3 separate regions of the Homo sapiens genome follow, and all the other regions are linked to region 1. The links are chromatin loops, found by intact Hi-C in ENCODE. Cell type or tissue: endothelial cell of umbilical vein. All regions are shown on one strand. Region 1 overlaps DOCK2 (dedicator of cytokinesis 2). Region 2 overlaps DOCK2 (dedicator of cytokinesis 2). Region 3 overlaps DOCK2 (dedicator of cytokinesis 2).

Region 1 (8,000 bases):
TTAAACTTGTCTCCAGCCTCAAAGGCCAGCCTAATGACCGCGAATTGATTTGCCCCTGTGCTGATGATGGGGATTAGTAGCAGGTAAATCAAAGTTCCTCCCTTTCTCTAGAGTCTTTCATAGCCACACACTGGAAATCAGAATATCACTTAACTTTGGGTGCCCATGTTTGGGTTTGGAAAAGTAAGGCATTTTTCTTCTCATTTTTCTTGTTTTTTTTTTAAAAACAGTAATTGGCTGGGCACGGTGGCTCACGCCTATAATCCCAGCACTTTGGGAGGCCGAGATGGGTGGATCATGAGGTCAGGAGTTCGAGACTAGCCTGGCCAACATGGTGAAACCCCATTTCTACTAAAAATACAAAAATTAGCTGGGCGTGGTGGCGAGTGCCTGTAATCCCAGCTACTCGGGAGGCTGAGGCAGGAGAATTGCTTCAACCAGGGAGTTGGAGGTTGCAGTGAGCCGAGATCACACCACTGCACTCTAGCCTGGCAACAGAGCGAGACTCCGTCTCAAAACAACAACAATAATTGTACTTAAAGCCTAAGCACTCATATGGTAAAGTGGGTTAGGACGAAAACACACTCAACTCTATTACTCTCAACAATGAACCTGAATTGTTGAAAACAAAGTTCGTTATCAGATCTCAACCTAGCACTTGCTGTGTCTCGTCTGTGTTGCTTAGCGGCTGTATAGGAGGAAGAACAATCCCAACCATGGTTTTCAACTGCCTGCCAGGCTCCATGCTAGGGCTTTGCATGGATTCTTTCCTCTGTTGCTTTTGTTTTTCTAATGCTCACATATCTCTGAGTTAGATATGGTTTCCACTTTAGAGACGTGAGTTTAGGTAACTTTCCCAATAGCCCAGCCAGTACATGTAAAATCAGGATTTACATGAAGTTACACGGCCTGCAGAATCTAGGTATTTAACCACAGGGCAGTTCTGTCCACAGGGACATCTCTGTAGTTCTGTTCAATCCAAGCCGTGAGCTCACTTTATTAATAATGACAATGATGGAAGCATCAATTGCCATAATTCATATGGCCTGTGCTAACAGTTCTACAAACATTATTTCATTTAATTCTATAAACTGAAATAGGAGCTACTGTTATACCCATTAAACATAAGAGGAAACTGAGTCTTAGAAAGAGCAAATAATTTCCCCACATTCAAACAGCAAAGAAGCAGAAGAGTCCAGACCCAAACTCAGGTCTGTCTTTCTCTAAAGTGTTTTCAGTTAACCAGAAGGACACACTGGCTCCTTGAACTTCCGGCACTGGCATGCTTCCACTAATGCCTGCCATGCACGCAGCCCTTCGCACTTTGTCCGCATCATTCTGCTGCCTGCCTACAGCTGACTGGGTCCAGAGCCAACACGTGACTCAAAGCAGTCTTGTATGGGCTGGCCAGCAGCCCATGGGTGGTCTTATGGATATAGCACTGTGCAATGGAAATACCCAAGCCTGGACAGAAGTAGATCCATCCTTTCAAATAGCCCACAAGGAGGGAGAACGCAGTCTGAGCCTTGAGCAGAAGCCATGGGCAGATGATTCCATGAGGAACCAGAAGCCATATGCAATAGAGCAGGGAACAGATAAGTCAGCTGTTGTGAGTAGGAAGAAGCTGGCAGAAAGAGGAGCCAAACCCAGGCTTGCTACCCTCAAAACTGTTCCATGTGAGGCCTCACAGAGCCTGCTGGCTCAAGTCCCCAGTTTCCTACTTCTCTTCATGTGGCAGAACAAATCCTGGTGTCAGGAGGCAGCCGAGAATAAGCCTATACACACTACATGTACTACTCCCTGGCCCAGGCCCAGGAATGGAAGGTGCACACAGAGTCCTACAGGCGCTGCAAGCCTGCCAGGGTCACCTTCCCACTCAGCCACTCTTCTGAGCTGCGGCCGTGGGCTGGGTGGTTGACCTCTGTGAATCTCAACTGCCCCATCTGTAAAAGGAGCCATGTGTGAAGACTAAATGAGCTGCAGTACATGAAGCAGGGGCCCAGTGCCTGGGCACACAGATGTCCTCAGTACATGTCAGCTGTTGTTGTTATGGTTATCCTTAAATGCCCATGGCCTCGAAGTTCTGGGGCAGGAGGATATGAGGCTGATAATACTCCCATGTGACAACACAGCGTGGACCATGCCCACAGGCAGTATCATGTGAACAAAAGAGGGGAGAGGAGGCGGACATGCCCTATCTGGTGAGATTCACCAAGGGAGAGAAAAGGCCACTCCAAATCCCAATCCCCTGTCATTCATGGGATGTAGTTGATTCTACTGGTTAGAACTAAAGATAAAAGCATTGGCTGGGAGACACAGACATCCCTCCTCTTGAGCCGCTGGGATACCTATTCTCCCACAGAGCATTTCAGTGCCTCCTTTACAACACACAAAATGCTCCATGGGCCAAAAGGTTCGAATGAATCAGCATATTCCAGCTCAGTGACAGGACACGGTTCACCCCAAGTGCCCGGAAACATTTTCTGCATAATTTGGGATTCCAGTTAGGGATGCAGCAGGCTCTGGGATCGGGATCCTGCAGCCAGCTGGATGTCAGGATTAGGTGTTCTTTGCTGATTAATGAAACCATGAAGAGGTAAGCTGGGCATGGTGGCTCATGTCTGTAATCCCAGCACTTTGGGAGGCTGAGGCAGGTGAGTCACCAGAGGTCAGGAGTTCGAGACTAGCCTGGCCAATGTGGTGAAACCCTGTCTCTATTAAAAATACAAAAATTAGCCAGGCATGGTGGCGTGCACCTGTAATGCCAGCTACTGAGGGGGCTGAAGCAAGAGAATCACCGGAATCTGGGAGGTGGAGGTTGCAGTGAGCTGAGATCGTGCCATTGCACTCCAGCCTGGGCGACAGAGTGAGACTCTGTCTCAAAAGAAAAAGAAGAAGAAAAAAAAAAACATTAAGAGGGTTCTTTCTTTCTGGATTACATGGATTGGAGGAGGTGGGGACCCCAAAAACGAATAATCACTACAAATTAAGGTAGGTAGGATGAAGGGAAAATGGGTGTCAGTGATTCATCAGCACACTGATGGAACTACCATATGAAAAGGTAGACAAGATCCAGCCCAGATTTGCTGCTTCAGTGAAGTAGTTTGGCTATACCCAAACCATAGAAATAGAAATATAAAATAAAAATAACTAACATTTATGAAGCGCTTGCTATGTGTCAAACACTATTCTAACTACTTTCTACATATTACTTCATTTTAGTTCCCACAAATATCCTTGTGGTAGGTATCATTATTAGCCACATTTTACAGTGAGGAAAACAGAGTCTAGAGTGGTGAAGGATCTTGCTCAGATGGAATTTGAATCCAGGCAGCCATAAGTCCTAACTGCCCTGTTCTGCCTCTGGTCTCTGTCTGGGCTCCAAATTCATGACAGCAACTGCAGCTTGCATTTCCATGGGAATATTTATTGTTTCCCCAGCTAGACCGTAAGCCCTCTGCCTTCTGGGACCATAGCTTAAATTGGCCTGTCCATTGCCTACAACCCTGGATGCTCATGAAATTCAATAAATATTTGGTGGTTGGCTGCATTTAGGGTAACTTTAGGGCTATGCATAAATCCTAAGCCTCCTCAAAATGTTGGATTTCTAGAGTGAGGTGCAGATGGAAGAGAGGTAAAAGAGGTTTCTAGGCATAATCTTGTTCATTTACAACATTATAAAGAACTTGATCATTTAAAAATTAACAACATCATGTAAATCAGATCTTACTGTGTTGCAGCTTACCAAAAAGAAAAACACTCTAACAGGAAGTATTTCTTGCAGGAGATGTGTCACTATGTCTGCATACGCAAACAGTACACAGCTGGGGAGACATTAAAATCTAGAAAACTCCACTCCCTTTTCCAACAAACAGATAAGTAAATAATAGATGACTAATGCATACATAACACAGAAATCATAAGTGATAATAGAAAAATTATAAAAACAGGCCAACTATCATAACATACAGATCATGGAAGGAAGGAAGAAAAGTTAGTTGGAATGTCCAGACATACTGACAAGTGAAGTTGGCCCTGACCACATGAATAAGTTGCACCTTTTTGGAGAAAAGAAAATGGTATTCTGGGGAACACTGGTCTGGCATAAGTCATGGTACCTGTTCTGTTTATCTAAATTGGGTTGAAATTGTTCACTAGTGGCATGACCTTGGAGAGTCATTTCACCTCTCTGGGCAAAATGCACTTAATAATATGGAGATTACTTTGGGAGGCCGAGGCAGGCAGATCACCTGAGGTCGGGAGTTCAAGACCAGCCTGACCAACAGGGAGAAACTCCTTCTCTACTAAAAATACAAAATTAGCTGAGCATAGTGGTGCATGCCTGTAATCCCAGCTACTTGGGAGGCTGAGGCAGGAGAATCACTTGAACCCAGGAGGCGGAGGTTGCAGTGAGCTGAGAGCATGCCATTACACTCCAGCCTCGGCAACAAGATAGAAACTCTGTCTCAAAAATAAATAAATAAATAAAACAATAATAATAATAATAATACAGAGATTAAGAGCATTGTTTTCAATGAAATGGCTTCTGTTTCTTTTCAGCAATGCAACAGGAAGTATGTTACTTATCTATTCTGTACCTCAGCTTCCTCTTATATAATGCGTGGATTATAGTTGTTCTACATTATAAAGTTGTTGGGAGGATTAAATGAACTAATTTCATGTAAAGCCTTTGCAACAGTGATGGATCTCGGTACTTAATAAATGTTAGCTATTATAATATACAAAATGCAAAAATAGTGAGAACATTTCATGTGTTCTATAAACATAAGAGATCATTTTGGCCAGAAGATGCAGGAAATCTTCGAACTAAGCTATGTGCCTGCAAGCAGAAAAAAGCAATCTTTTCTGGTTGACATTAACACATGCTTCTTTAGTCTAAAGCTAAGTTTGTTGTCATCACCTAGTGATGGCAACGCTATTATTATTGATATTTTCCTTGATCCTGGCACTGTGCTAAGGAGTAACTCATTCTATCCTCGTACACACAAAGCAATTTTCATGAAATAGAAACTACCATTATCCCCATTTTACAGACTAGGAAACTAACACTCCAAGAGGTTAAATGACTTCCCAAGAAAGAGAAAGTGGCAGAATTAAAGAGTCTGAAGCCCAGGCTGTGTTCTAGAGTCTAACTTTTTTCTTTAATGTACAAAACATAAGTACTTGGCTGACCCTTAAGAGATACAAATCTATGATTTCTATTTAGGAGAGATTTCCAATGTATTAGGTCCGTTAGGAAATTACATTCTAATTTTCTAGGTATAAAGAAATAAGGATTACTGTATCATTTCTGGGGGCCTCTCCCAAAAATGACTAAAGTTTGAATGAAGCTGGGATTTCAGGAGGAAATATTCCTTCAAAGCACTCCCATGGGACCCAGCACATGTTTCTTCCAGAAGGACCGTGTGGACAGCTCAGAAGGGGAAGTTGCCTGGCCAGGGCTCCAACCCCAAGACCCTGGATCAAGGCTGGACATCTGTGCATTCACCTGCCCATTATTTAGTCCTCTTTCTGGTAACAACTTCTAGATTTTCCTTTGAAGAACTACTCTCTCTGCTTCTTTCCTTATTCCCTGACTTTGTGGTTTTGGTAGAACTGACCCAGTTCCAAAGGCGGGTCATGAAATCCAAGCCTGACTTAATAGCACATTTCATTTGGCTGGCCGCAGAGGTCCATGGATGGGCATGTAGCTCAGGCCAGACCTTTGAAGAGTGGCCTCAGGATTTTTTCTGTACCTATAGGAAAAGAAGCCTTTTCATTCTATTGTGGTTGAAAATACAACAAGGAATATATCTGCAACTTCTAGAGCCCATTTTCCCCACTAAGAGAGCATCTGCCTGAGAATCAAGTAAATAGAAAAAGCAGAGAGAGACACACACACAGATTCCCTACATTGCTATTTGAGCACCTAGATACATCCATGCCTGAAGCCACACCTCAGGGCTCTTTCAGTTATCTGTGCCAATACATTCTCTTTTTGCTTGGGCAAGTTTGAGTTAGTGTTTGCTCTTTCCCTTCCACTTCAGAGAATTCTGATTTTGTCTTTTTAACTTCTCCCCTTATTCTGCCCTCTAGGGATATTTCTATCTTTGCCAGACAATGCTTGGTTTTTTGATATAAAACAAGAACAATAGGTAGAGGGAGATAAAACTAGACACCAGTATAAGTTGAAGGGCTTTCCATGAAAGAATTTAAAACAAATAAAATAAGCCAAAGGAAAGCAGGGAGAAAGAAAAGAGAAGAACCAAAAAGATGCTGTTTTAAAGGAACTGATCGGCAGGATTTGAGAATCAGGTTCTGAGAGAGGCTTGGGGAAATCCAAGGAATATTAGAAATAAACCCAAGGGAATATTAGAAAAGATTAATGAATGTTATAATTTGGATTTTACTTTGGTGAAATGATATAAGAAACCTAGGAGCAGAGACTGAAATTGTTTAGAATTACTTTTATCTCTTGTTGTGTTGGGCCATAGGACATCTAAGCTATACTTGGGTTACACTGATAGTGTAGGAGATGTTAACGGGTATTATAGATACACACATAGACACACCAAATGCACATCCTATGTGCAAATGGATGGGCAAATGGAATGCTGTACCCTAAATCCTCCTCTTAGAAAAAAATCACATTAGCAAATTAAAAGCTTGAAGAAGTCCTGCAGCATGGAAATCTGTTCAAATCTGTTTAATTTAATGCTTCCTAAACTTATTTTACCATGTCACAGAATATATTTTATTACTTTTTAAAAATTAAAATAATATATTTTTAAAATGCTTTTCTAAGATCTCCTGTCCCAAGAGTGAACGAAAGGCTTCAGAGATGAAGTATGATATTCTAACTGGGATTTGAAAAATGGAGAAGTTGGAGACGATTTTTTGAGTAGCTTCGATTGGTGAGGAGTCCTTCCCTGGGTTTAAAGATAGAAAGAAAGCATGCCTTAACACTTTAATTTCTTTTCAGCAAGGAGAAATTGTCCCTAATTTAACCCAAAATAAGTGATCTTTGAAGTGAGGGCTGGGTAAGGTAGCTTTGCGGAAGCAGGTAGCAGCTCACCTGTTTTGAACCATGCTCATGGCCATCCAGTCTCCAGGGTACACGTTCTTTCCAATGAGGTCCTTGAACATGATGAAGGTCTCCATCAAGAAGTCCTGAAACAATGAAGCACAGCACACATGTCATCCTGTTTTACAGGAACTCAGAGCTTGTTGGCTCTTCAAATTTTTTTGCTATTATATTTTGGAGGGAGGAAAAGGGAAGGGACACAGCCTTTCATTAACTAAATTAAATGGAAGCTTAAAGATTGAATGCTGGAATGCTGTTTCCCAAATGTCAGTGGAACATGAATATGGGATGCGAAAATGTTCTCAAAATAAAGCACTATTAATTCCATCTTTGGGAATAAAGAAGTAAATGTACTCATTGATGTGGCAATTTTATAATCATTTTCACAAATATGTATTTGAGAAGGAAATAATCTCACTGTATGAAAGCATCTCAGGTCATTGAGCAAATAAACTCTTATTAAAATGAACATCTAATTAGCAGTGCTGTAAATACAGCTAATTCATATGTCACACACATACACACACACACACACACACACACACACACACACACACACACACACGAGCAGATTAGCTGAGACACAATGACAGGAACTCTTCCTCTCCTTTGAAGAGGTTCTTAGCGGACTTCAGCACCCTTCACTAGATTTTGCAGTGAGCCATACTTTTTCTCCATCTTTGGAAAACACAAATTAAAGCAAAATCTGGAGGCCAGGCACGGTGGCTCCCACCTGCAATCCCAGCACTTTGGGAGGCTGAGAAGGGTGGATCATGAGGTCAAGAGATTGAGACCATCCTGGCCAACATGGTCTCTACTAAAAATACAAAAATTATCTGGGTGTGGTGGCAGACACTGTAATCCCAGCTACTCGGGAGGCTGTGGCAGAATAACTTGAACCCAGGAGGCGGAGGTT
Region 2 (8,000 bases), 82 kb before region 1:
TGGGGGAAAAATTGCTTTCATGATGGTGACATAAAGATATTTCTGCTTACTTCTATTGGAGGTCTCCCAGAAATGACAAGGTGAAGGAGAAACTGAAATCTTCAGTGAAACTTGGAGACATTCATAAACCTGCCACACAATATGTGTGCCAGGAGGTGGGAGGACATAACTGACCTTCCAGAGCTTCCAGAGCAGAGGAGGGAGGTGGTGATAAGAAGCCAATCTGCCTACATGAAGCCAGGAGGGCCTCAGAGATTGGAGGCACCAGGTACTACAGAGAAGGCGGGTGAGCTGAGGGGCCAAACACAGAGGAATGTGTTGAAGTTCTGTATCAGGAGCAGTTAGATTGCCTGACTGCCTCACCCTGCAGCCAAGTGTTCTTTTTTCCCATTTTCCCAAGAAGGAGGAGTTTATCCTCTAGAACAATTAGAACAAGGAGCTCTGGGCTTAGGGGCATCAGGCACAACAGAAGGCAGAAGCAGAAGCCAGACTGCAAATAAGAAGTTGAAGAGAAAGTCTGCATTTGGGTCCTGAGAGCTCCACTTCCCAATTCCCAAATGGCCAGCAGAGTAGCAGCTGGGATTATCTTTCTATATAACAGCTTGAAGGGTCTGACTCTGGAGAATGTGAATGGTCCCATGTAGAGAGAGACGTCTGTGGGTCATTCCGTTGCCACACAGCAATGCTACCCAGTTGCCAAGGCCCTCTCTCTTGTACTCAGATTTTCTTTTTCTTTAGCCTTGCTCTTAACTATGAAGAGAATGCCAAGTATCACCAGACACTGGAGGAAAGTCTCCAATAGGAAAGACAGAGACCAGACCAACAGATAGGGAAGAAAGCAAATAAGGAAGAAAAGAAGGAAAGAATAAAGGAAGAAAAAACAGAATGAATTTGGAAGAAATAGAATAAAGAGAGCCTAAGAAAACATGTTTTTCTAAAAAATTTAACTAATATATAGGAACAGAAAAGATCCTTCATTCATGAAAAAGACAAAGATTTTATATAAAAAAGGAAGCTAATGGAAAAACTACATATAAATAGTAGTGAGATAAGGTTGTAAACGGAGATACATTTATGGCTTTAGTTTTACATATTAGAAAACACAGAAAATAAATTAGCTAAGCATCCATCTCAAGATATTAGTAAAAGAACAGCGAACTAAATTCAAAGGGAGAAAAGGAATGAAAATAATAAAGGTGAGAGTGGACACGAATAAAAATAGAAAACAAATTTACAACAGAGAGGATCAACAGAGCCAAAATTTGTTTCTTTGAAAAGATACAACATTAACAAACTCCTAAGAAGACTAATCAAGAAAATACAAGGTACTAATAACCAATATTAGGATTGAAAAACATAATTACAAGAAGTACAAACATAAAAGATCATAAGATGAGTGTATTACAAAAAGTTAACAAACAGAAAATAAAATTTAAAAACAATACCATTTACAATAGAATTTAAAATATCAAATACCAAAGAGCAGATCTAATAAGATATATGAAAGAAAATAAAATATGTGAAAACCACAAAATTTTGCTGAGAGAAATTAAAGAACTATATAAATGGAGAGCTAGTCCATGTTCATGGATGAGAAGATAGCCATTCTCTCCAATTTAATCTAATAGTTAATGTACAATTAATCCAAATCTCAATGTGTTTGGGAGGAGTGTGTAAACATTGGCAAGGTTATTTTAAAATTTATAGAGAAATACAAAGGACTTAGAAGAGGCAAGACACACTTGATGAAAAGCAACAATTGGGGTACACTGACTATTAGATTTCAAGACCTAAGATGGTGTGGTATTGGTATAAGCATGGACATAGACCGATGGATCAGAATAGAAAGTCCAGAATAGAAAAACACATATATGGTCAATTTGGGGGGTCAAAAGTGGGGGAAAATAGTCTTTTCAACACATGGTGCTAAAGAAATTGGAAATCTGTGTAAGAAAATAATCTGCCTCTTACTTTACATCAGTCAAAAAGGATCATACACCTAAATGTATAAGACAAAACAATAAAAACTCAGAATAAAACATAGGAGAATATCTTCATGATCTTGGGGTAGTTGCGGTTTCTTAAAGTGGACACAAAAGCACTAATCATTTAAAAATATGATAAATTAAACCTGACCAAAATTACAACTGCTGTTCATCAAAATACATCATTAAGAAAGCAAACAGACAAGCCAGACTAAGAGAAGATATTTGCAATACATATATTTGACAGAAGATGCATATCTAGAATATATAAACTCCTATAAATCAATAATAAAGAGACAACTAAATTAACAACATAAGTAAAAGATTTGAAAAAGTATTTCACAAAAGGGTAATCCAATTAGCAGTAAGCATATGAAAAGGTGCTGAACATCATTGCTCATGAAGGAAATGCAAATTAAAACTAAACTGAGATATCATTACACATCCACCAGAAGGACTAGAATTAAAAAAGACTCCCAGTATCAAGTGTCAGGGAGAATGTGGATCAACTGACTTAGAAGTTGTGTGGGAGTGAAAATTGATTTAGCCACTTTGAAAAACTGCTTCTTGTGTCCAGTAAGGTTAAATGTGCATGGCCCAGCAATTCCACTACTGCATGTATACTGAGGGAACTGGGTGCTTAGGTCCACCAAAAGGCACAAACACGAATGTTCATAGCAACTTTACTCATAATATACAACACCTGAAAACATCCAAATGTCCAACAGAACGGATAAATAAATTGATATATTATTGGTAATTTAGATACACATACAATAGATGACACTTAGAAACAACAAAAAAGTCAAACCTCTAGTATGTGTAACAACCCAGAGGAATCTCAAAGGCATTATATTGAGCCAAAGAAGCTACAGATACAGTAGTACATACTGTACTGTATAATACAATTTATAAGAGGTTCAAGAACAGGCAAAATAACCTAACCTATGGTGATAGAAGATTGGCAGTACCTATGAAAGCTGAATATCCTCACATGCTATGACCAAGCAAATCAATGCATAGGTATATACCCAACAAAAATTTTGCATATGTGTACCAAAAAAACACACAAGGAAGTTCAGAATAGCATTACTTATAATAGCCCCAAGCTGAAATAAACCCAATTCTCTATTAGTATAAAAATAAATAAATGCATTTTGGTATAGTTACATAAGCCAGCTGTACGGACTACTATATAGCAATGAAAATGAATGTGAATCATAGTTATGACTCATAAACAAAATGAATGACTTTCACAAACATAACATTGGGCAAAATAAGTTAGATACGAAAGACTGTATATTATGTGATTCTGTTTATATGTAGGTCAAAATTAAGCAAATCTAAACTATAGTGTTTAAGAATGAGTGTTTGGGTGGTAAAGTATTTTTTTTAAAGCAAGGAAATGATTACTATAAAAACAGAACAGTGCTCACTCTTAGGGAAGGAGGCCTAAGATAGGATTAGGGGAGCTAGCAGAATTCTATTTCATCTGGGTGGTGGTCAAACGGATGTATGTTTTTGATAAATCAGTGGGTTATATATTTTTATGTGTACTTTTCTGTACATAATATTTCACAACAAAAGCTTTAAAAGAAGAGCATACTATAGACATCTTTTTATGCCAAAAAATAGAAAGTCTTCAGAAAGAAAATAAATTAACAAGCTATCGATCTTGAAATCTGCAAAAACGTTGAACACCAAATGTACTTTGAAGGCTTCAGCATTTGTTCGGTTGCTAGAGGTACAAATACATTCACTCCCCTTGAAATCTAACCTTCTCGTGTTTTAAGTAAATTCAAAGTGTATTTGGCTTTGCAAAACCAAAATCCAACATAGAATTAAGCTCCAAGTGAGCAGGGAGCAGGCCCAATTTTGTCCATCACTATTACTGTTGCCTAGGACACAACAGAGGCTCAATAAATATAAGTTGCAAGAACAAACGGAATGAAACAGGTAGGGAAGAGCTAATCTGCTGCATGTGATAATGTTAAAAGGCTGCCTTCACTATGAGCAGGACTGCATCTTTTGCATGCGGGTGCCCATAGTTAGGGTGCCTGGGCGCTGGGTGGGAGGGATATGGCTGAGGTCAACCTCGTTTGGGGGTTAGGTGGGCCTCTGTATAGGTGGTCTCAGGAGCAGCGGGTGGTGCTAAGGAGAAGGCGGCCACTAGGGGGCGGTGTCTGAAGGCGCCTAGCTAACGGTTCTCAGAAGCCGCCACATCTAATAGAGTACATGCTTTCAAAGCCTTCCGGCTTTGTTGGTAATGTCCCTCTAGTAAGCTCCAAGACAGTAGTAGAATTTTCTTGGAAGGTACAGCTTGGTATTCGCTGTGCTGTGAAGCTGCAGTTCATTCTTTGGGTACAGTAAACACAGCATGGAGAAGCTGTTTCCAGAGGAGAAGAGGTCCCCAGTGGAGAGGACCAGGGCAATTGTATAGATTCAGAGTGACATCCAACAACTAAGCAAATCTGTATGACATGTTAGCCTTCCCTGAGGCCTCCCAGCAATATCTGAGGATGGGAACGAGTCAAAGCCTGGCCTTCCTGCTTCCCAAACTGGGGATGCTAAGGGAGAACATCATTATTTGAATAATAAAGGGCATGACGACCCCAGAAGGCTGGGGACCTGGGGGATATTTGGGCTTCACAGGTGGCACAAGGTAAAAAGAAAGAGAAAATTCCAGACAGACACACAACATGCATTCGGGAAAAGCGCGTCTGTGCAGTGCTTGGTGTTTCATTTTTAAAGCCCCACTTTGCATAAATTGGCAGAGGCAGAGAAGGACCTGAATTAGGAATTCTTATTTTAAGAAAAGAGGCTGCACCCAATGCTTCTCATTCCCTGATTTCCCTAGAGTAACAAAAACTCCCAACCACAAAAGCTTGCTTTTCTTTGCACAGTGACTGGCAAGAAGAAAGCGAGGGAGGGCAGGCAGCTGCAAGCTGCTACCACCTGCCCCTGCATCCACTGCTCACCTCCCGCCAGCTCCTGCCCTCCGGAGCCCACCCCTGTGTTCTGATGGGTGGTTTGCTGAGAGCCCAGAGTGGGCGAATGTCTGAGGAGGGGGCTGCTCTGGGCCTGGAGGGAAGCCTAGCCCTGTGTAAGCCTCTATGAGAGGGATCTAGCCGACTGTTGCTTCTGCAGGGAGATGGAGAATGAGACAGAAGAGGAAGAGAAGCCAAGAGAGGAGTAAGATGTGTGGGGGTGGGGGGCAAAAGACAGAGAGGCAAGGAATAGAAGTGCAGGCTTCTAAGAGAGAGAGGGAAAGACAGACAGATGCACAGAGAGAAAGAGAGAAAGGAGGAAAGACAGAGTCCACAGGAAGAAGAGGGATGCAAAGAGAGAATGGAAGGAGAGGCAGGTAAGTGGCCAGCCCGAAACAGCAGGGTGGTAACTTCTAAGCCCGTGGGCTGAGCAGCGGCTTGTGTGGGATGTAGACCCTTTGACTCACAACCACCCACACAAAGGCCTCAATTATTTTCAAAACCTGATATCCATCTGAGCATTATTGCAACAAAGTGGGTCAGCTCTAAAAGGAGGAGAAGTGGGAGTAGGGGCTCAAGTCTTCTATTATCAGATTGGCCTGTGCTGGGTGTCGGGGGAAGGTGCTGGTTTGGAGTGTGGGGGCCTGGTGTTTATTTGCATCCCGCTGTGAAAAGCCATCCCCTGAATTCAACATCAAATAAGATAATCTTGGCACCATCCAGCATAGCATTGCTGCCTGGCACCATGCAACACCCAAGAGTGCGATGCCCCAAATCTCTGTTCCAGGATGAACCTGCTCAGGTGTGATACAGAGTTGGAAGAGGGGCTGAAAAGCAAGGGACAGGAGGGCATGTGAATTCAGGCTGCCTCAGCTAGAGCCTAGCGTGGGGCAAGTGAACCACGGTGGGGGGAGAGGAAGGAGAGCAGCATGCTCCCCTGGCCAGCGCTGCCTCACCTGCCATGCAATCAGGTCCTTGAGGTGGGTCAGCTTGTCCTGGTCCTCAGGGTGGTCCCTGACATACTCTTCAGTGAAGAAGGCCTGGGGAGGACAGATAGGAGGTCAGGGTTTCCTGTTCATGTGGCATTTCACAGCCAATCTCTTTGGCACTGGGAGAAGATTCAATTTGAAAGGGGCAAGGATGAGGTCACAGGCATGTGGATGGAACAAGAGTAACAGGTCTGGAGAGACTGACATTGTTTTATCTGCTTTGAGGCTCAGATCAGCACCCAGTGGGAATGGGCTGCAAACTCTGGGGAAGCTGTTCTCAAAGTCAGGTTCCTGAGCCAGTAGCAGCAACAGTACTTTGGAACTTGTTAGAGATGCAAAGTCTCTAGCCCCAGCCCAGACAGCCTGAATCAGAAACTCTGGGGGTGGGGTGAGGACCCGTGTGTCAGGAAGCACTGTAGGGGATTCTGATGCTCCTTTCAAGTTTGAGAACATTGCTCTGTGGAAAATAATTCAGTAAGGAATCTCACTGGTGGGTGTTCCAGCTCACCTCATGGCCTCCCTCATTGCAAGTGACCCTGGCAGCCCCTTTCTGGGGCTCATGTCCTTAGTGTGTGCTCATGTATAAACAGACATATCCCATCACTGCTCAAGGCTGAGCAAAGGGTTACCAATGATGACTGCATGGGTATCTGAGGGTAGTTGGAAGGATTGATTAGGTGACTGGAATTATTGTCCCCAAATTATACTACTGTGTGGTATTCTTAGTTTTACATCAATGGATAACATAGGAAAGATAATAGGGAATTCATCAAAAGATTTGTTAGAATGAGGAGTTCATTTTTCCTTCAGTGTCTGCTAGGTGAAAACCAAGTAAGAACTTTCTACTCTATTTCAATGCCAAGAACAGCTACGTATCCTTACTGAGAAATGGGTATTTTTCCTTCCAGTGGATAATGTAACTCATATAAGTGATGCTATTTCCTTTTTTGCCGTGAACACCAGGAAGCTCAAAAATAAATCTGTGGCTCAAACATGTGGGGCTTTCTGGAGGGACCTTATGACCTTGATATCTAGATTATAGCTCCCCTTTTGGAGTTGATCTCTTAGTTTTTATGGCTTTTCACAGATTCTGAGTTTCATTTCTTTCCATTAGTATACATCATTTCACATCCTCTGTGGAAGAGGTGGGTTTATACAACTGGCACGTACTTTTATGGTCTGGCTCACACTCATCCCAGAGCCTTTCCTTAATAGAGCCACCTGAATCTGCCCAGTGAGATAAGGGGACCTTATGACCCCTGCCCCTTCCTGCCCCTCCCTGCCCCAGCACAGGGTATGGAAAAGAGGCTGGGAGGAAGACAGGAGCTCAGCTAAGACATGAGGCTATAGAAACATGAGGGCCAACCAAGCTGAGGGTCCCTCTGGGGACAAGGACAGTCAAAGTAGGATAAGTGACATGTACCTGCATCTGCCCCCTGGGTCCTCCCACCACTGCTCTGCTCACCGAGCTCCCCTAGACTTGGAGAACAGAAATCCTCACCTTCTCATACTTGGCGAAGCCTCCCATGACAGCAGGGTCCACAATCCCGTTCAGGAGCATGGAGAGTGGGTTGATGGGGAGGGTCTCATCACTCTGGTACTGGTTTATCATCATCAGGATCTTCTCATTGGCCGTGGACATGGTTTCTATGGCATTCTCCAGAGGACTAATTGTGGTCTGTTGAAAATGAGATCACCAAGAAGAAAGGGCCTTAGTTAAGTCACTTTAAAAACAGATATTATTGGTATTGATTTCACTTGGGGTGGGAATTCAAATGAGGCAATGCTCCCTAAGGGGCTGTAACAGGATCTTGTAATTACTGAGCTCTGGGGGCTGTCTGCTCTCTGGGGAGAGACAGGCTGGCTTTCTGCTTAGTGAGAAAGGGATTTCTTTGGGGAGGCAGAAGCAGGAAGTGTCAGGTACCTGCTGAGTGTGCCCCAGAGAAGGTTTTCTCTTCTTATTATCTGGGTGAAACACATGCCAATTCAACCCTTTCAGTATTGGTTGGGCAGATACTATGTGTGAGTTATTGGCCAGA
Region 3 (8,000 bases), 65 kb before region 1:
AAACATGTCTCCTTTTTAAAGTCAAAGGGGCCTTTGGAGACTGGCTGTGCCCTGCCCATCGGAGGAAGGGTGGCCCTGCCACGAATGTCCCAGACTCACCTGCGACATGTGCACCACCTCAAACCAGCGCAGGATCCCCGGCAGCTTGTATGCAGTCACGAAGGAGGTTCTCTCAATCCACATGGACTGTCCGTGGGCAGAGGGGTGGCAAGGGCAGGAAAGCAACAAACACATTTATGAAACCTGGGTATCGGAGAAGCTTGGCAGAAACCCAGCCAGGTCCCCGGGCCTCCCATCTACCCGAAAGCAGAATAAATATTGCAAGACCCAGAAACACGCTCTCACCTTACCCTTAAGAATTCTTTCCCAACATTAAGTGTAAGCTCTCCCTGGACTTAGGCCAAGTAAGTACTAACCTGGGTTTATTAGCAGTCTGAATTTTTAGGCAATATTGAATGTGTCCATTTGTTTTCTCGGGGAAGGGTTCCCAGTGTTCATTAGACTCTCAAAGAGGCAGTGGCTCCAAAAATATTAAGAATTACTGTCCAGGCCAAAGAGCTGAGACTTGGAGACACCTCCTTAATCCAGTCTTGTTTGAATCCTAGCTGGACACACACAGAGGAGACTAGCACTCAGGGGACAGTGATGACTACATTGCTGTGGCTTCTTACTGGTGTTTGCTGGAAGGTTTGATTTTATCAACACCCCTTCTTAGCCTGAGGGTTTCTACGTGCTGGCAATGCCTGAATGCCCTGTGGTTGAAAAAGTGCCTCTGACATGAGGCCTGGGTTCTGTATTAAGGGGAAAAAGGCTCAAGAAATAAGGACACAGGCCCTAATGGAAGAGATTGGGGAACGGACGTCATGGTATCCATGGAGGTTGGCTTTATTTTCTCTGGCTTTCTATCAAGTTCCTTCCCATTCTGAGGCTGGCCGATGCATGCTCTGGTTCCTCCAGGTGGCTCCAGGGAATGATCAAGGGTAGGGAAGATACTCACAGCAAACTCATTCTCTGGGTCTACGGTCCCCCTGCGCACGGGCCGGGAGTAGTGGAACCTTTGCACGTAGTTGGATTTGTAGAAGCTGAAAGACAGGAAGAGGCTGAGGCTCCTGGTAGCCATCCCCGGCTGCTGACACCCGATCTGACCCTGCACTGTCCAGGGAGGTTCATTACAGTAAACTTCAGGCCTGGCAGAGTCCCTTGTGGTGCATTTAAAATCAAGGTCTGTGTTCTGGGCTCCGTAAGAGTGACTTTTGCACAGGCTTTCCTGACAAGGCAATTTAGAAGGTAGACTGGTCTTGTGCCCCTTTGAGAACATAGTACCCCTAGAGTATCCAGGCAATTGGAATTCTAACATTGATGGCCTAGGTCATGATTTCCTGTGATCTGCAACAAAGGAGCTGAGGTCTGAGCCTAATTTCCCAGAGGTGTCCTCAAAGGATTTCTTTAGGTGTCCCAGCCAACCCCCTAAATCAGTCTCCCTGAATCGTTGGTGAGATTCTAACTTCAGGGCCAGCAGAACACCGTGCTAGCTGCACAGTTATTGTCCCCTGCTCATGGGTGCCTGTCTGAGAAGGTGAGAAGGTGAGGGGAGGTTAAGACCCAAGCTGAGCTCCACCTGCTCTGCTGTGGCACTTCGTGAGGCTGCTGGGAGGGGCTGCCTCTCCCTGAAGGGTCCTTCATCTTGCAAAGCAGATCCTGTTTCTGACTGTCCCATCCAGAGGGGAGGACCTACTCTAAGACACTCAAGTGCTCCATTACAACCTGGGCATGGGGTAGGGGGAATGAGCTGGGCAGCTGGGAGGCATACAGCCTTGGGTCCCACAGAGGCCCCACCTTGTGGCCTCATCAGTGACTTTGCAATCTGATCTAGAACAGGTGGACATCAGCCTTCACGGCACTTCCTCTACTGTTCCTTTATCAGAGCCTGAACACACCATTGTCAATGTACAACCTTCACAAATGCTGAGGAGATGTCCCTCTGGGAGCATGTGCTCAGCATGGACAAGGCCCCCTGTCTCCACCCTGCCTATCACTTGCCCAGCCACACTCTGTCTGTGGACTCCCTGGGGCCACTCTGAGATCAACCTGAGCAACAAATAGGCTGACTGCATCCAGTTGAGCAAATGCTCGATGCTTGCTGAGGATTTGCTGAGCCATAACCCTGGCTCTCCCATCCTTCCTGGCTTCAGCCTTGTCAGGGGCAGAGCCCAGCTAATTGGAGGGTGATTCTTTGCCCAAGAGGAAAAGGGGGGAAAAACTGGCTAAGATAGAGAAGGAACTAGAAAGACACTGGGGTCTGTTCTGCCACCAGCTCAGTTTGGTGGCCCCAATGGGTTCTCTTCCCCATCCTTCTTCCCTGTGGACAACGAGTCTTACTTTATAATCTGGTCAGGCACTGGCTTATTCTTGAACCTGGGATGTTCATCCAAGACAGGCTGGACAGTGAAGCACTGGATATCTGGAATCCCTGTAGTTAAGGACTTATATCTGTTGGCTGCGGGGACAGTTTTAAGTATAGCTGGTCCTTGCTGAGACCTTCCAGGCCAGCCTTTATGGGGCCACATTTTTACTGAATGATGAACCTCAGGTTGCTGGCTGCCCACTAGGCACTAATGACTAGTTAGTCACTGAGGTCCTTATCAGTGCTGTCACCCTGCAACCTTATGCCAGGGCTCAGCCCCTACAAACAGAGTTGTCTAGTGGTGTTTAATCATCATCATTGCTATATTATCATTAATAATAATACTATTGAATGAATTTATAGCTCTCAAATCAATTGCAGAGTACATCTTCCCATGATCTCATTTGATCTCCTCAATTCCACTGAGTTGCCTTATTAACCTAAATTGTCCCCTTCGAGGCCAGAGAAGCCAGGCCACTTGTTGAAGGTCACACAACTTGTAAGAACAGATCCGAGTTTGTATTTAGGTCTTCTAACTCTAAGCTCAGAATTCTTTCACTCTGGACTCACTACTCAAAGGCGGCCCTTTGACCAGTAGTGTCAGCATTACCCGTAAGTTTGTTAGAAGTGGAGACTCTGGACTATCTGAGAACCAACTGAGTCCGGATCTGTAAAAGATCCTTGGGTGAAACATATGCATGCTAAAATTTGTGAAGCACTGCTATAGAATATGCAAATAAATGTCATTTTGCACCCCAACTCTGAAAATTTGAAAGCAACTGCCTATGGCAGGATGGTAAGGAGCTGTGTTCAGACAGTGGAAAAGAGTCCCATGGTGGATTAGTGATGCCTGCAACAGGCACAGATATTGGAAAAGCACTATGTGGGTCAGACCCTTGTCATGCCTCTTCTAGGTCTGTCTTTAGTCCTTTTAAGCTGACAATATGGCAAACTGAATGAAAAAAGTCAGCGGTCACTGGTCCCACTCCTGACCCCTCTTCCCTTTCCCTACCTCCCATTTCTTCTTTACCCACGTCTTTTATTTAGGTATTCAAGGTCTTTCCTCCCTCTATTCTACCCAATGACCACCATGACTCCAAAAAATCTTTTCCTGGGCCTGACATGTCTGCCAACTAAGGAATCAAGAACTCCTCTGGCTAGCATTCAAAGCTAGGCCAGTATGGCCTTCACCCATTTTTTCATCATTATCTGGATATCCAATGGATCCTACTACTTCCTTTCCTTGGAACATTTTCCCTTATCAGCATCCCTCTCTTGTGAACCCTTTGGACAGATGTCAAATACCACAGTCCATGAAAACAATTCACCCCCCAGTTAGGAGTTGTTTTCCTTCCTTTGGCTTTCCACAGCCTTCGTCTTTGCTTCTCTTAGGATCCACCCTCCAGCTCCTTGTAGGCTTCCTCATCCCCCCAGCCCACCTCACACCCTCCATCCTGCCCAGATTGTGAGCTTTTTCATGGCAGAGACTATGGTTCTTTCACACATAAGAAATGACCAAAACCTAGTTCCAAATTAAATTGAATTGCCTCTGTCTGATGAACTTACTCTATGCTAAGAAGTTAGGTGTTTCATTGATTTACTTCTGATGCCTGTTTCTGCCTTAAATAGATTTCTCTTCTTAAGAGATGGCAATGTTTAACACGAATGAATAAATCTCAGTGAAGGTATTTCTATGATTTTCAGGAAAACCATTTTCTTTCTCAAGCCATGTGGCCAACAGCCTGCTCTGGGAAGAAAATCACTCTGGATTAAGTCTAGGGCAGGGGTTGGCAAACTATGGCCCTGCGGTCAAATCTGGTTCACTGCCTGTTTTTGTAAGGCCCAGAGGCTAAGAAGAGTTTTCAATGGAGGGAAAAAGAGTATTTTGTAACGTGAAAATGATAGAAAGTTCAAATGTTAGTGTCCATAGAGTTTTATTGGAACACAGCAATACCCGCGCATTTTTGGGTTTTCAGTGGCTGCTCTCCCACTACAACAGCGGAGCTGAGTAGTTGTGACAGAGACTGCATGGGCCACAAAGACTCAAATACTGCCCATCTGATCCCTTCCAGAAAGTTTGCAGACCCCTGTTTTAGAGAAGGTTCTAGGTCATGTTTACTGATCTTAGCCACTGGTGTTGGCCCAAGAGGAGAATCCAAATCTGTCCTAGGGAAGCCCGTGACACAAGTCCCCTGAAGTTGTACCAGGAGGATGGCTGGTGAGGTTGTTATGCCACAGGCTGAATGTATGCGCGGAACTGGGGCCCCAGAGGGCTGGGCAACTGCAGACTCCCTACAAAGAGACTTTGGCTTTCAATTATCATTTCCTACTTGGATACCTAAGTGAGAAATGAGATCTGTCACCCTCTCAGACTGCTTATCAGCTTTTTAACAAGTGAAGGCAAGAGAAGAGAGCATTAAGAACTCAATGTTTTGTCAAAAAGTAGGCCTGAGTTCAAATCCAAGCTCCATCACTTCCTAGTTGTGACCTTGTGCAAGCTGCTTAAATTCTGTGAGCCTCAGTTTTCCTATTAGCAAAATGCAGGAAAGCAATAATACCTAACTTGTATAAGTATTGGAGGGTAAAACAACAATGCGTGTAAAATGCCTAGTACATGGTAAACAGTTAATAAAGAGAATGCTGTTCATCAATCTTTTTAAAAAGGATGATGTACTAGAACATAGTTTTTGAAACAGACAGATCATGGGGTTCAAGTACCAGTTCCATCACTAACTAGCTTTGTAACCTTAGGCAAACCACTTTACATCTCTGCCCCACATATTTCTTGTCCATGAAATAGGGAAAATTAACACTCCCCTTAGAGGGTTTTATAGGATATAAAGCCCTCAGTCTCAAGAAAAGGACATTTAGCAAATATTAGCCCTTCCCCTTTTCTTTTGCACCTGCCTCCTGGCACTGAACCAGGGGAGATGTTGTGTCCCAGGAACACGTACTCTCTCCCTTGCCTCATGTTAAAAGGCCACAGAGCTGTTCAATCCCAGGAGATCCACTTAGAAAAGCCTTAGAACTAATCCTATGTCTCGCCTATAACCAAATTCATATTTGTAACCAGCCCAGCCCACCACCAGTTGCATTTGATCCTGCAAATAACCATGGTAGAGCAGGTACGCAGGGCAGGCAAGCATAATGAAAAGGTTACAGATGAATATTTACCACCGGAGAGAAGAATATTTGGATTAAAGTACAGCAGACTGAGCAGACCAGACTTGCGACCTGTCAACCCCATTTTAAAGGCTGTAACTTAATTTGTGCTAAACGGTGCAATGCTGGGAGTTAGGCTGAGTTAATGTGCTCCCTGGCTCAGCAGTTGGCCCTATCCTTGCATTTATATGCTCCCTGCCATGCGAATCCTGTCTGTTGCCCAGCACTGGCTGCTGGCCCACTAAAGACCATGCTTGGCCACACTGACACCCACTTATACGGCACCCTAATATCACCCCATGTGACTTCTGTGTACTATGTACTCCAAGTGAGCTGGCTACTTCTCTGCCTCCTTCCTCCCTTTCTCTATTTATTTATCTCTTTTCTTCTTTCCTCTTTCTGTGTTGTTTTCTTTTTATTTCTATTAATCAACAAATATTTACTGGGAGTCACTTTGTACCAGGCACGAGGGAGTGGGGGACTTAACTGCAGGGAGCAAGCCAGGGCAAGCATCTTCCCTCGTGGAGCCGACATTCTAGCTCACCTCCATGCACGTTTAAAAAGCACCAGAGATAATGGCAAATTGAGACAGATTTTCCAAAGAAAACGGAGCTTGAGATACCAGGGTCATGAAGAGTTCAGAGAAGGCCACATTAGACAATAGAAAGGCCATGGCAGGCCTCTTCCAGAAGGTGACGCCAAGCTAGGATCTGATGGGTAAGAGACAGCTAGTCATGTAAGGAGCTGAGGAAGGGCATCCAAAGCAGAGGGAACAGAGAACATGAATGCTCAGAGGCAGGAACAAGCTGGGCATATCACAGGAACAGAAACAAGAACCCTGTGGTCAGAGGGATGTGAGAAAGGGAAGGAAGGATGGGGGTGGGGCTGACGTTGGACAGGCAGGCAGGGGTCAGATCATGGATGGCCTTGCAGGCCTTGCTTAGCAGTTTTGATTTTATTATGATGGCAATATGGCGTCATTTCAGTTTGTGGAGCCTGCTATGCTCCTTCCTGCCAAAGGCCTCTGCACACAAGTGTTCTTCCTTCTGTCTGGGATATTCTCCCCACTTCCTGCTAAGCTTTGGTTGCTAGTAATCTCAAACATCACCTTCCTCAAGGAAACCTTCTCTCCTTTCCCAACCACAGTACTCTGCATGGCTTCCTCAAGGCACAGATTATATTTTTGTAAATAAATATGGAATAGTGCAATTAGTCACTTAACGCCTCTTTTACTTGCTACACTGTAAGCTCCCTGAACGTAGGACCACTTTGTGAATGAAAATCTCCAGTCCCTTGCACCTTGCTTAGCATAGAGTCAGGGCTTGAGAGTATTCAATATAAGAATGAATTAGTGAGTGAGTGAATTAATCAATGCATGCAACATTTACAATGTATTGAGATAGGTTCTTTGGATCTCATCTCAAATATTTACTGGGAGTCACTCTGTACCAGGCACCGTGGGAGATGGGAACTTACTGCAGGGAGCAAGTTGGAGCACGCCAGAGCAAGCGTCTTTCCTTATACAGTTGACATTCTAGCTCACATTCATGCACTTTTTGAAAAGCACCAAAGGGAGACAAATTTTCCAAAGCAAACAGAGCTCAAGATGCCAGGATCATGAAGAGTCCAGAAAAGGATCCAAAGAACATGGATCCAAAGAACATGTTGCATGTTCCTGCAACATGGCGCCACTGCAATGATTCTGGCAGCAGCCCTGAGCTCTAAGGTGGGTCTTTGTGGGCTGCAGCCCTGGCAGGGCTGCTCAGGTCTGGCCCCTTGGCTAGGGCATTCTCCAAGGATACACTGGCCTGGGGCATTCTTCACATCATCTCCCGGGGCAGAGGTGGTGTTCATCTTCTCTGCATTGGGGAACTGGGTCATCAGCTGCATCTGGAAATCTTCTCTTCGCTCATATTCCTTCCCGCGGTAGATGAACACTTTGTTCTGCAGAGAAAGGATGCTCATTAGAGATTTGGGGACCCAGGTGTGAAGAAAGGGGCCAAGCAAAGCTGGGGAGCTTGTAAAATGACCACGGTCCATGGGGATGTCCAGTGCATCACTCTCCTCTTGGTTTCCCCACAGGGAAAGGAAGGGCTCAACTCACTGACCTAGCAGAGGCCATCACTACTTTAAAGGGTCTGGGTCTAGAGGAAGGGAAGATCATGGATGCTGAGAACTTTCTTCTTCTTACCATCCTATGTACAGCTTCCAGAATAATTACTCACTCAGGTTTCACTGTGTCACACCCACTCTCCTATATACATGGCCACAACATTTCCCCGTTGCCTGTAATGGGCCATGTGGGCTGGACCTGTGGGCTGGAATGGTTCAGCATTCATATCCTCATCACCTGGCTTCTGGCTCTAAGCCTGTGAAAACACACTCTTTATCCTTCCTGACCATGTTAGTCTTTTATAGATCAGTGGTTCTCAAC

What was found. Hi-C counts contacts between places; a loop is a spot of excess contacts. Peaks named below come from ENCODE experiments on the same cell type or tissue, not always from the same donor. Only the 100,000 strongest peaks of a DNase experiment are listed, where the experiment ranks them.
Region 2: a loop joins it to region 1, with 4 times the contacts of the local background. A loop is called at or near these places in 4 of 110 quality-filtered maps.
Region 3: a loop joins it to region 1, with 3 times the contacts of the local background. A loop is called at or near these places in 2 of 110 quality-filtered maps.

What each region holds. Positions count from the first base shown.
Region 1 is chr5:169,984,998-169,992,997 of GRCh38, reverse strand. DOCK2 (dedicator of cytokinesis 2) reads right to left here. Exons shown (of 52, transcript NM_004946.3): 29 at 7,076-7,170. Among named protein-coding and RNA genes, the nearest start is that of INSYN2B, 8.5 kb to the right of the region's middle. In endothelial cell of umbilical vein, no CTCF peak of the experiment used is centred here; a DNase peak (open chromatin) is centred at 3,887; H3K27ac peaks cover 2,337 bases.
Region 2 is chr5:170,067,149-170,075,148 of GRCh38, reverse strand. DOCK2 (dedicator of cytokinesis 2) reads right to left here. Exons shown (of 52, transcript NM_004946.3): 45 at 7,463-7,639; 46 at 5,929-6,012. Among named protein-coding and RNA genes, the nearest start is that of FOXI1, 35 kb to the left of the region's middle. In endothelial cell of umbilical vein, CTCF peaks have their summits at 3,957 and 4,160 (motif pointing right); DNase peaks (open chromatin) are centred at 4,168 and 7,178.
Region 3 is chr5:170,049,766-170,057,765 of GRCh38, reverse strand. It overlaps DOCK2 (dedicator of cytokinesis 2), which reads right to left. Exons shown (of 52, transcript NM_004946.3): 41 at 7,369-7,510; 42 at 2,380-2,461; 43 at 998-1,082; 44 at 100-186. Among named protein-coding and RNA genes, the nearest start is that of MIR378E, 25 kb to the right of the region's middle. In endothelial cell of umbilical vein, no CTCF peak of the experiment used is centred here; a DNase peak (open chromatin) is centred at 3,665.